Regions from separate parts of the Mus musculus genome. Here region 2 is linked to region 1. The links are chromatin loops, found by intact Hi-C in ENCODE. Cell type or tissue: gastrocnemius. All regions are shown on one strand. Links, peaks and the distances in the headings refer to the core of each region. The heading gives the core; the rest is flanking DNA.

Evidence for each region. Peaks named below come from ENCODE experiments on the same cell type or tissue, not always from the same donor. Only the 100,000 strongest peaks of a DNase experiment are listed, where the experiment ranks them.
Region 2: a loop joins it to region 1, with 2.5 times the contacts of the local background. A loop is called at or near these places in 13 of 42 quality-filtered maps.

What each region holds. Positions count from the first base shown.
Region 1 is chr11:73,004,203-73,010,121 of GRCm38, reverse strand. P2rx1 (purinergic receptor P2X, ligand-gated ion channel, 1) reads right to left here. Exons shown (of 12, transcript NM_008771.3): 2 at 1,873-2,020; 3 at 1,584-1,655; 4 at 1,125-1,194; 5 at 840-936; 6 at 456-536; 7 at 51-192. Among named protein-coding and RNA genes, the nearest start is that of P2rx1, 8.0 kb to the right of the region's middle. In gastrocnemius, for the core only: CTCF peaks have their summits at 2,225 (motif pointing left) and 3,559 (motif pointing left); DNase peaks (open chromatin) are centred at 1,937, 2,212, 2,773, 3,552 and 1 more place.
Region 2 is chr11:73,112,640-73,118,558 of GRCm38, reverse strand. It overlaps Itgae (integrin alpha E, epithelial-associated), which reads right to left. Exons shown (of 31, transcript NM_008399.3): 7 at 5,490-5,605; 8 at 4,826-4,977; 9 at 3,549-3,702; 10 at 2,902-3,052; 11 at 2,412-2,479; 12 at 1,307-1,445; 13 at 362-507; 14 at 1-64. Among named protein-coding and RNA genes, the nearest start is that of Haspin, 23 kb to the left of the region's middle. In gastrocnemius, for the core only: no CTCF peak of the experiment used is centred there; a DNase peak (open chromatin) is centred at 2,503.

The DNA.
Region 1 (5,919 bases), core at 678-5,677:
TGACCACCACCTGTCCTCTCCTTGCTGGCACCGCCCCATCCCATCCATACCTTCTCAGCAAGGCTTCGGAAGTCCTGGCCCGACTCTCGCACCACATAGCCAAGGCTGAAGACTGGGCACAGCGGGTGTAGAATCTTGTGGTAGAGGCATTTCTTCATGTAGGTACCATTCACCTCCTCCACCAGGTTGCGCCTGTGTGGCGGGCATGGGTAGCAGCCATGTGCCAGTTAGCTGAGAGGGGGCTCACTTCACTTGGCACTAAGATCCCTCAAGAACTCTTTAGAGTATCTCTCCTCCAGAGAAGTCTGCTCTCCAGGAGGCAGGCCAGCAAGCTGCCTCCAGGATGCAAGCAGTGAAGCAGCCAAGCAGCCGGGAGGGAGGGAGGGAGACAGCGCGCTGAGAGCGGCTGCAGCTGTGTCAAGCCACCTGCATCTCTGCCCTCCTTTCCCACAAACCTGTTGACCTTGAAGCGTGGAAAGCTGATGCTGTTTTTGATGAAGAGGGTGAAGTTCTCAGCCTCATGAAGAAGAGCAGGGCTGGGGGAGACAGCACTCAATCAATGCCCTTCCCCAAGAGTGTTTGTATGCCCTGAACAGCTATGCAGGGAGAGGGAGCAGGGAGCAGGGAGCGCAGGGTTCCTCCTGCAGAGGACATGTGGTGGGGCTGGAGTGGCCATGCTACAGATGGGACAGGGGCTTACAGGCTCCTAGACCAGGAAGACTCTTGGGCCACATGGATAGGCTGAGGGGTGGGATCAGAAGCATAAGGAACTCATTCTTGCCAGGTCTGTGGGCCTGAGCCCTGTCTCTAGCTCCCTTGAAGGAGAAGACATCAGTTACCTTGGGATCTTGTCATCCACCTCTACAGGACACCAGCCAAAGATCTCACACGTCTTCACAGTGCCATTGAAGGGCACACAGTTGCCTGTGCGAATACCTGTAGGGAGCCAGGAACCCCTGAGTTCCCACCCCGTTCTGGGCTTCCATCTCAGGGTAGGTGACAGGCAGGATGAGAGTGGCATAGACTCTCTCAGTGGAGAGCAGCTGGGTGGGGGGTGGGGTACAGAGAGAGAGGCAGACACAAGCAAGGTGGCTGTGGAGGTGACAGGAAGGGGCTGCTCTTACCTTGGGCTTTCCTTTCTGCTTTTCCTGGAGTGCAGCCACTGTCATCTTGGCATATGCCACCTTCTGGGTTCTGGGGGATGGGAGAGCTGCTGGCCCCAGACCCTGTGGTGTGGTCCTAAGGAGGACCCTCTCCTACCCCCAGGACCACAGTGTAGACATGGAGCAAAATCTCATATCCCATAGGAGACCCCTGCTCACAGCCTCCTTCTCCCACATTTGTCCTACATCTCTGCCCAGCTCACAAGTCCCAGTGTCCACTGGCAGGGAAGTGGAGGTTGGGATAGAGAAGCCCAGTGCCCCGCAACAGCACCATCAGTGTCTGAGGGTTATTTTATATGACTCTCTGTCAAACATTACATCATAACCACAATCAGAAAACTCATCCCACATTACCACCAAGGACCAAAGGGATTCCATTAAGTTATCTCCCCTGTGGGTCCAGAAGGGTGGGGTCCTCACCTCTGCACAATGTCCTTGAGCCTGCTGAGGGGTCATGATGAAATTGGTCATAACTACAAAGGAGCTGTCCCCCTGGAAGTGAAGGGCAGAGGGGTGATAGAGAGAATTGGTAAGACACTACCCCCGAAGGGCGCTGGAGCCCACCTAACACCCAGCAGACACCGCATCCCATGGTATCATGGTGGAGTCGCACAGTAAGGCAGACTGAGGCCCAGAGAGCAGGAAGCTGGACTGGTCCCTCAAAGAGCCTTAAGCCAGGGCTTATGGGAGGAAGGATGGTGCCGCTTACATGTGCTGGGAAGACATAGTCAGCCACGTCCCAGACCTGGGGTCCCAGGCCCTGGAGCTGGGTCACAGCCAAGCCCTTGAGTTTCACTGACACACTGCTGATAAGGCCACTTGAGGTCTGGTATCCTTTTTCATAGACAAACACCCACCTGTTGAGTGGGAACACCAGGGGAAACAAGGGAGTTAGGGTCTGTGCACTGTTAGACAAAACATCCAACGACGCAAGTGGCTGGGAAGGTTTCTGTCTTTTCTTGCATCCTCTTGTCCACCTCAGATACTTTCTGAATTTCTTTGGTTCGCAAGTAGTTTCCCAGGCTGGAGCCAAGACAGCCTTGCCTGCTGCCCCCTGCTGGCCCGTGCCTAAGTTCCCACTACTCCATCTCCACCAAGGAGGAGACCAAACCATGCAGCTACTGACTGACTGTCCCTCCTAATCCTTCTCCAAGAGTTGTTTGCCAGGGCTAGCTGGCCAGCTCTTGATCCCAGTCCTCCTTCTCAACACTCTTTCTTTCCACACAACCTCCAAGCAAAGTATGAGGACTGCCCGGGCTTTGCCTCCTGGCGCTGCTCCTCAGTGCAGTGAAGTTTGGAGTAGCTTCTACATCTTCCTCATTTATAAAACTGGAATAACACTAGTACTAGTCTGTTACGTGAATTAATGCAGAGAAGTTGCTTAGGATGCTAGCTGGCACTAGCAAAGGCTGTGGGTTGTCATTACTATTTAGAAAGGGAAGGAGAGAACAGTGTGTGTGTGTGTGTGTGTGTGTGTGTGTGTGTGTGGTAAAGCCAGGGAGTGGGGCTAGAGACCATAACCCCCACCTTGCAGAATCAAGCCCCGTTCCCCAAATTGTTGTATGAGTGTTTCACATTTACTCAAGGAGGTTCAGTGGGACTGACCTTGCGCTCAGGGATGGCACATAGCCAAGGCTTGCCAATCAATGTCCCACCCTCTGGCGGAAATAATGAGTCTGCCATTAGAGGAGTGTCAGTAGCAAAGCCAGATCTCTCTCTCTCTCTCTCTCTCTCTCTCTCTCTCTCTCTCTCTCTCTCTCTCTCTCTCTCTCTCTCCCTGAAATTTACTAGGAAAAATTTACAATGATTTACTTCCTCTGTATGGATGGCTAATCAGGGTACCTGGGAGACCCACACTACCCGCAGCCATTTTCTCCACCTCCAAACACGAACCTGAGGATGGAACCAGAAGACGGAGAGGACCAGACTCCTAACCATGTTGCTGGAGCCCTTGGGGGAAAACCCAGTTTCTGGACTATCCTACAACATGAGCCAATGAAGTCTCTTCCATTGTCTGAACTAGCTTCGGTTTCCTTTCTGTTGATTACACTGGGAATTTTGTATCTCACTTCTATCTGAGGATGACCTCTTCCTTTAGAAGAGACTGTGTAGCTTTAGGGTGTGTTGCCTGCTGGAACCTGTACCCATAGCCCTCTGCAGGAAGAGACTGTAGCAGTGTAGATTGTATACTCTGCTCCCTCCACACATTACCTTATCTAGACAAAGAGCTCAGAGCCATCGACTCTGGGAACAGGATTCTCCAAGCCCTAGTCCCAGAATCACTGTCACGTCTCTGTCCTGGGCTCCAGGGAAGCAGTTGGACCTCTCTCTGTCTTGCTACTTTAATCCTCTCCTGTCTAGAGGCCTAAGTGTGGTCACTGCTGCCCTCTGCAGGCCCTAAATAGCAACAGGTGAATCCCAACAAAGGTTTAGGTACTGATGAGTCTGCCTGCCAGGCTGCCCTGCTGGGAGCAACCTCTCAGGAAGAAAGGTTCCTCTCTCCCAAGGTCCCTTTCTGCAGTCAGGCCTCTGCTCTGCACCCCAGCTTAAAGAGGCTGCTGTGGAGGAAGGGGTTGCTACACATTCTAAAGCCCTCCTAGAGAAGCCACTAATTTCCCCTTCATATCTCCATCCTCAGAAGCCCAGTTTCTCTCTTTGCCCAGTACCAACACATTAAACAATGGGTGGAGAATCTGAAGTTTGAGGATGCCCCATTCCCGAAAGTCCAAGGTCAGACAGGAGCAGACACAGGCTGGAGGCCCTCAGCCAGGGCTGCATAGCACTGGTGTGCGTGTGTCTTCCAGGGGGCTCCTTCCTTTCTTACCCCAGCTATGGGTTAGGACCAATTACATAGTTTCTGGGCTGTGTCTGCCTGCTGGTCTCAGGGGTCAAAAGGAAATGTCAAATCTGGCATTTGTGACCTCAGTTCTGATAATAATAGCTTTGGCATGCCAGCAACAGGCCTGTCATTCCAAAGCTATGTCTTTTAAAAAGAGTTTATATTTAACTCCTGTGTGTGTGTGTGTGTGTGTGTGTGTGTGTGTGTGTGTACACTTAACTGTAGATAAACCATGAAGACTAAGACAAGGCATTGACCCCTGTGAAGTCAGAATTACAGGTGAGTGTAAGCTGCCGCTGGGAACTAAACTCAGATCCTCTGCAGGAGCAGTACACACTCTTAACAACTGAGCCATCTCCTCCAAAGCCATGCCTTGGCCTGGCCTTATGGCTACCACTCTGAAAAGGCCATCAAAGAGGTCTGAGGTCAAAGAAAGACACTGCTGTCTTCAGAAGCCCCCCCCCCCTCCAGCAATGACCCTTGCCAATCTCTCCAGCTCTCCTGGGGATCCCTTCTCAAAAGGTCCTTGGGAAGAAGACACACAGTGAAGTGGCCCATGTATTAGACACGCCAGATGTACGACTTCAGGCTAGAGGCTAAACCTCTCTGAGCCCCCAACCTTCTCAGTAAAATAGAGGCTGCCCTGCCTCGAAGGAAATCCCACTTGGCAAATCCTTAACAAGACTGTATGCTCACGCCGGGCCCACAAAGATGAAAACATCTTGGTAATTGCCTGGGGAGGGTTCTATGAGTTCTCTTCAAGTAAATTAGCAAAGTAGCTGGTGTGCCATAGACACATGAAAATGAAACTCTCTCATCAGATTCTCCCTGTTCCCGGGGCCTCCATTCTCAGCCCAGGGCAGAGCTCTGAGTGAACAGCTGAGGGTACACTTGCCTCAAGAACTACCCCCACTTCTGTGCTCTTTCTGCCCTGCAACTCAGCCCCACACATCTAGCTAGTCATTCAACAAACATGTAGGTACCAAGCCCATCTTCTGGGCCAAGCACTGTTCTTGACACTAAAACCACAGAAGTGAGCAAAACCCAAGAACCTGCCCTCAAGAAGTCTATACAGACGCCTGTGTCCATCTCTGGGTGCTTTGTGCTGGTGTCCTCAGCTTGACTGCATCTGGAATCACCAAGCAGACTCACCTCAGGGCCTGCACACAGAGGATTAACCGAGAGGGCAAGTTAACTCAGAGTGAGCAATACCTTCCAACAGGCCCAGAGGTAAAGAAGTCAGAGAAAAAGCAGTGTGGCCTGTCTGCCTTCACTTCCTCCTAGAGTGTGTGCTATTGCTGCAACTGACATCCTCTGCTGACATCGGGCCCTACCTTCTTTGGTCTTCCAATGTGAGCCGAGAATTAGTGACTCTTTAGGAATCTTCCAGGCCTCCGGTACCATATTGGGACTCCTGAGATATCCAGCTTCATGGACTGATCTGCTACCAGGCTTTCTGCCCCCTCCAGCATGCAGAGAGCTGTAGTTAAACTACCTGGCCCCTATCTATTGTGTAAGTCCATCTAGTGACTCCTCTTCTATGCCACACATACATTCTGTCAGTGTTGTTCCTATAGAGGACCTTTCCCAGTGCAGATCTGAATACTGAGGAATGGGGCCATTGCTTAGATACGGCTGACCATGTACAGCTTAGGCCTTTGAAACTGGTCTGTGGAAGGAGCTGTGGGCTACAGAAGCCCTTGGATGCTGTAATCAGAGCTTAATAGGCCATTCTGGTGAGAATATAGAGGATAAGAATGCTAAGAGAAATACAGCCCGTGGGGACCAAGATCATGAGGTCTCACAGGGAAATACAAGCTCATTTGGGAACTAGGCCATCTGGGTCATTTCTGTTATACGCTGGCAAAGAACCTAACTTCATTCTGTCTCTGTCCTGAGAACTTGGAGGAGGCTTAA
Region 2 (5,919 bases), core at 260-5,259, 110 kb before region 1:
AATCTGTGGTCCCATCCATGTCGATATCCACAGGGCACAGCACAGAGCCAAAGTAGGACCCCATCTACAACCCAGAAAGAACTCAGCACTCCTGAGCATAGCGAGACCCCCTTCCACCCTCCCCTCAGCTACAGCCGTTGCTTGTGCTCTTCCTGGAGCACCAAGCTGGGGTTGTTCCGGATCAGTCTGATCTCTGGGGTCACAGGGGACTAGGGGTGAATAGCTGAGTCTCTACAGAGGGAGCCCACTGAGCAGACACGAGAACCACTGAATTTACACCCAGACCTGAGCCTTGCTCAGGGTGTCCCATCCCTCTCTCCAGGACCTCAGGTGGTAGAAAGGTGACATCTCCAGGAGGTACCTGCTCTCCTTCTATCCGTCGCACAAAGGCATCCTCCTCTCTGTCCTCCTTCCGGAGCTCAAACACAGCCCCACGGAGCTTGTGCCTTGGAGCCCCTGCCACGTAAGAGACGCCGTGGGCCTTGTGTAGCACCGCAAGGGAGTAACCTGGGGCCAGAGTGGTGTGAATGCACACAATTGCTCCCCACCTCCAGTCTTTCCCTTCAACTCCATTTTCCCAGTCACATGTTCCCACTAAAGTCAGTTCTGCACTGACAGTGGCATGTGTGCCCCCATACATGCATGGTACACTGCACCCCTTCAGCACACCAGCTCTGTATGTGAAGACTGGGGAGAAGGGTGGGGAGGGGTACCCACGACTGTTATTGTTTGTTGTTGTTGTTTTGTTTTTCTGTTTTTCAATACAGGGTTTTTCTGTATAGCCCTGGCTGTCCTGGAACTCACTTTGTAGACCAGGCTGGCCTCAAACTCAGAAATCTGCCTGCCTCTGCCTCCCAAGTGCTGGGATTAAAGGCGTGTGCCACCACTGCCTGGCACCCATGACTGTTATTAACAGAGATGCCCTGGTTCCTCTTACTCAGAGTCCAAGGCCACCCTGTCTGCATCTCTAATTCTCAATATCAGGGTCCCTAGCTAAGGTCTGATAGCCTGATGGTGTGTGAGCCATAACTTGTCTCCATTAGGAATCCTAATATGCACACCAGCCTGTCCCTGGGTTAGCTTCCAAGCCTGTCTTCTAGCCCCTGACCCAGAAGACAGGCTTGCTCCTTCTTAGCCTTCAGGCCCTACCCTCCCGTATCCATTGACTAGGTTTCATTGCCCTCCAGGCTCCACTTTCCCCATCCAGGCCCCACCTTCGCCCCACCCTCCTACTGTCCTAGAGCTCCTTTCTCTTTGCCACCTCCAGGCCCCACCCTCGTCCCACCTGCATCCACCCTGCCCTTACCTAGGTAGCTGTACTGTACAGTCCTGGAGTCCTCCTTGGCTGTCTGGTTTAGGAAGCAGCCCCGGCCATTCTGTGTGCTGTAGAGCAGCGCACCCCCAGACCAGTTAAAGGCCCCCACAGTGCCAAGCAACACCTGCCCCTGCAGAGGACCGAGAGGGCACCAAGTGAGTGGGAGGGACCCAGGGGCCAGAGAAGCAAAACTTCCTGGACAAAGAGGGTCTTCAGCGGCCAGGAAGGAAGACGGGTTGGCAAATACTGGGTTTTCTGCTCCATTCTCATGAGTCCGGTGAGTAACCCAAGCTCCAGAAGGTACCCTGGGACCCAGATTTTGAGCATTTTTGAACATATGGTCGAGTAAGATGGTACTCTTAACCTCCCCCTTTGTCCCCTGTGCTGTGTGAAGGTACTGTATCCTGCAGCATGAACCTATGGGGGGGGGGGCGCTTGTTAGTATGTGTGGTGTGTGTGGTGTGGTGTGTGTGTGTGTGTGTGTGTGTGTGTGTGTGTGTGTGCGTGTGCATGCGCAGATGGCATCTCTCACCTGCACAGAGGCCCCAGTTAGTGGGTGCTCTGTCTATTGTTCCCCTCCTTCTTCCTCCTCTGCTTCCTCTTCTCCCACACACTGGACAAAGCTTCAGCTTTATCAAACCACTTGTTTTCCTGACACACTTCGTTGTTTTGTTTTGTTTTGTTTTGTTTTGTTTTGTTTTGTTTTGTTTTGTTTTGTTTCTTTTTTTGAGACAGGGTTTCTCTGTGTAGCCCTGGCTGTCCTGGAACTCACTCTGTAGACCAGGCTGGCCTCGAACTCAGAAATCTGCCTGCCTCTGCTTCCCGAGTGCTGGGATTAAAGGCGTGCACCACCACCGCCCGGCTCTCCTGACACACTTCGACCAAAGCCGAATCTCAGTCCATACAGCTAAAAGAATGTCCCAATCCTTTAAGCACACAAGGTGACCTCCTATAATAAATCACTATTCTCTTGTCTATCTCGGTGGTCCAGACTGGGGAAGCTAGGCTCCTCCCACAGGGAAACTATGAAGCAGGAGCCCCCCAGCCCCCAGTGGCACATCTTGGGGAACCTGCCGGTGCTGAGTGGGCCACAAACCTTGTCCAGGATCTGGGCACTGAAACCAGTCTGTGCGAGTTGATATTGAAGGGCATCTCCAACTGTACCTGGAAGCCAAGGAAGCTGGTGAAACGCTGTGCCAACTGGCAGGGTAAGGCACGTCTAGGAGGGGCCGGCTGGGCCAGGCCCCCAGAGGGATGGCTATGCTATTTGGAGGAACAGTGCACTGAGCTGAGAACAGAGATCTGGGTTGTGCTTAAGTAAGTACTGTGGCTGAGCCTGGGCAGATCACGTTGTCTGCCTGGGCCTCTGTCTCCTCCTCTGTAAGTGCCTATTGGGATTCTGTTCTAGTCTTAATTGCTTTTCTACCACTGGCTCAGCAGAGCTTCATAGAGTCAGGGAGGGGAGCAGGGCTGGGGGTGCCATTGCCATTTTAGAGGTTAACAGCTTATGTCTCTGGGAGGTGGTCTCGAGGAGGATGTCCTGCTGAACGCTGGGGCGTTCTCACAAGGTCCGTGGGAGCCCTCACCTTCCATATGAACGATGTGTTGTTGCAGCTTGCTCAGCAGCCCATCCAGAGCTGAGTAGTTGGTCACCTTGAAAGTGTGGGCCTCTTTGGGGTCTGAGGCAATCAGCTTCAGTTCTCTGTAAGTGTTGTTATTCTTGAATGCATCACCCACCTGCATGAAGACCCCAGTCAGTGAGTGATCCATCACCGTCTCCTTCCTTCCTTCCTTCCTTCCTTCTTCCTTCCTTCCTCTCCCTCTTTCCTTTCTTGCTCATTGCCCTTCACTCCCAATAAAGCTCCACTTTTGGCAATGTGTTCCTGACACACCTGTATCTCCTCAGCATCCCCTCCCCACCTACAGAGCCCGATGACTCTCCCCTGTGTATTAGGCCAGATGTTCATGTTAGCTACCAGGACTCATCTCAGTGGTCTCCCTAGGAACCTTTGTACAGGCTCTCCCCATCCTGTTCAGCCAGTGAGCTATGCCCACCTCAGGATGAGCCTTCTGTAGGACCCAAGAAGGAGGGAGGCCTGTAAGAGCAGGTGGCCAGGAGAAGAGGAGTAACTGTGAGTAGAGAGGGTTTGGATAGGATACACAGTCTCCACTGGGCTGCTCCCTTACCCAGTCTATACAGAGTCAGGTTTGCCTCCCAGCTCTTAGTGCTTACCCCAATGGCAAAGCGCACAACACCCTGCATCTTTGGGGAGTTGATGACAGTCGTAAGATTGAGAGGGTCCCCAAATATGTCACCATCAGTAAGTACCACCATGACCTTCAATGCTTTTTTTCTGGAGCCACGGCTTGGAATGAAGATATTGTCTCTTAACAGGAGAGAGAATGGGGACAATTGTCTGGAAGGCTCTGGGTAAGTTTTCATTCACTGATCAGCTAAAGTTAAGGAGCCCCTGCCCCGGAAGAGGGCGGATTTGCATCACACAGCAAGGCATAAGCTGCACAGCTACACTTCATCTGCTCCACATTGTAAGAGCACCATGTCTGCCCCATTTATGTGTACCCAGTATGGAATTTTAGGTTAAAAGAACAGTCAATATTTAATTTTTAATTTTACTTCTATAAAAAATTGAATTTTCTGAGTTTCTTGCTTGTTTGTTCTGTGGGGTTTTGTTTGTTTGTTTGTTTTGACTTTTGTTTGTCTGTTTTGGTTTTTGGGTTTTGTTTTTGTTTTTTGAGGCAGGGTCTCTCCGTGTAGCCCTGGCTGTCCCGAAACTGGCTATGAAGATCTGTCCTCAAATTCACTTTTGGGGTTTGAGGCACAACTTCCCAGCCTCCTGAGTGCTGGCATTATGGATATGTGTCACCTTGCCTAGTTTCAGGTCCTTATGCATCAGGCACTATTATAAATATAGTGCATAATTTAACTATTTAATTCTCACAAAATCCTAAGAAGCAACAATTTGTGTTATCTTCATGTTAGAAGTGAAGAAGCAAAGCACAGTGGTGGCGCATGCCTTTAATCCCAGCACTTGGGAGGCAGGGGCAGGTGGATTTCTGAGTTCAAGGCCAACCTGTTCTACAGAGTGAGTTCCAGGGTAGCCAGTGGCTATACAGAGAAACCCTGTCTCGAAAAAGAAAAAAAAAAAAAAGGAAGGGAGAGGAGGAGGAGGAGGAGGAGGAGAGGGGGAGGAGAAAAAGAAGAAGAAGAAGAAGAAGAAGAAGAAGAAGAAGAAGAAGAAGAAGAAGAAGAAGAAGAAGAAGAAGAAATTTAAGTAATTTGTCCAAGATCATACAAGAGCAGCTAGGATCTGAGCCCAGCAGCCTTCTCCTGGGCACTCCTGAGCATCTAACAGCAGGAAGCCCTTGAGGGAATTACAGAAAGACAGGGAGTCATCCCCACAGCCCTTCTCAGCACCCTAACTTCCTCCTCCCACAGTTCCACCCAGCCATCCCTCTATACACAGAGCCTCTCCGAGGCACTGGACTCACAGGACATGCTGCATGGCTGAGGCGGTCTTAGTGACTTCCTTCACTTGAACGATGCTCTGAACTTTGGCAAGGGAGGCGTTAATGTCCCGGCTCTCTTGAAGATCAAACTCAGTCTGGATCACGGCCCCATACTGCACCAGGGCAAAGTTGCACTGGAGAGCAGAGGGGGTGGAGGGAGTGATTGGACTGTAATATAGACACCTCTGCCCCAGAAGCACAGGAAGAAAGCACCTGTCTACTCTGATGTCCCTGAACACAAGGAGACACTAATGCAAAGGGAGGCCTCCAGCCAGGCAGGCACAGGCAGAGGAGAGTGACTTCTCTCTGGATCTGTGTCCCCATGAAGACCCCTCTATACTGACTATAGGTTCTGCATGTCACTTTCTTTGGCCAGTGGGACATTAAAATGTACTGGGACACTGAAACGTTCATGACTACTACAAATGAGTAGGGCCATCTCAGTCCATCCATCCCTAGTCAGGCAGGCAGATACCTATGGCAGTGTGGTAGCTCCAGGCAAAACTGACAGAAGAGTCACCCAGCTGAGCTCAGCAAAATAATACCTGAAGAGCTATGAGCAAACGAAGGGGGGCCATTCTGAAGCTGGTACTTAGATACCGATGTGTGCATAAGTGAGGAGACCCCAGCCCTCAAGGAAGCCCACCTCAAAACACTTCTCATAGAAGTTCCTCATCATGGTAGAGATGAAATTTTTGGCCTTCTGGAAGTCTGAGGGTTCAATGCTTCCTGAGCCATCCAGGACAATAGCGATCTCAGTGCCTGGTCAGGACGAAGGCGTGGGTGAGCTTCCAGGCAAGAATAAGGGCAGCATGTTCTGCCCTGTAAGGCACCCACCCACACACATACACAAAATACTCAGACTCCCTGCCTGCAGTTCAGTTCAGGGAAGAAGCCAGGGAAGCTCCTGAGAATGGAGTGCTCCCCTTCCTACCCTGTACCCCAAGACCCTGTATCCCTGGCTGTCCTAGAGCTAGCTCTGTAGACCAGGCTGGCCTCTGACTCACAGAGATCCACTGGCCTCTGCCTCCTGAGTGCTGGGATCAAAGGTGTGTACTACCACCATTCTTACCTTA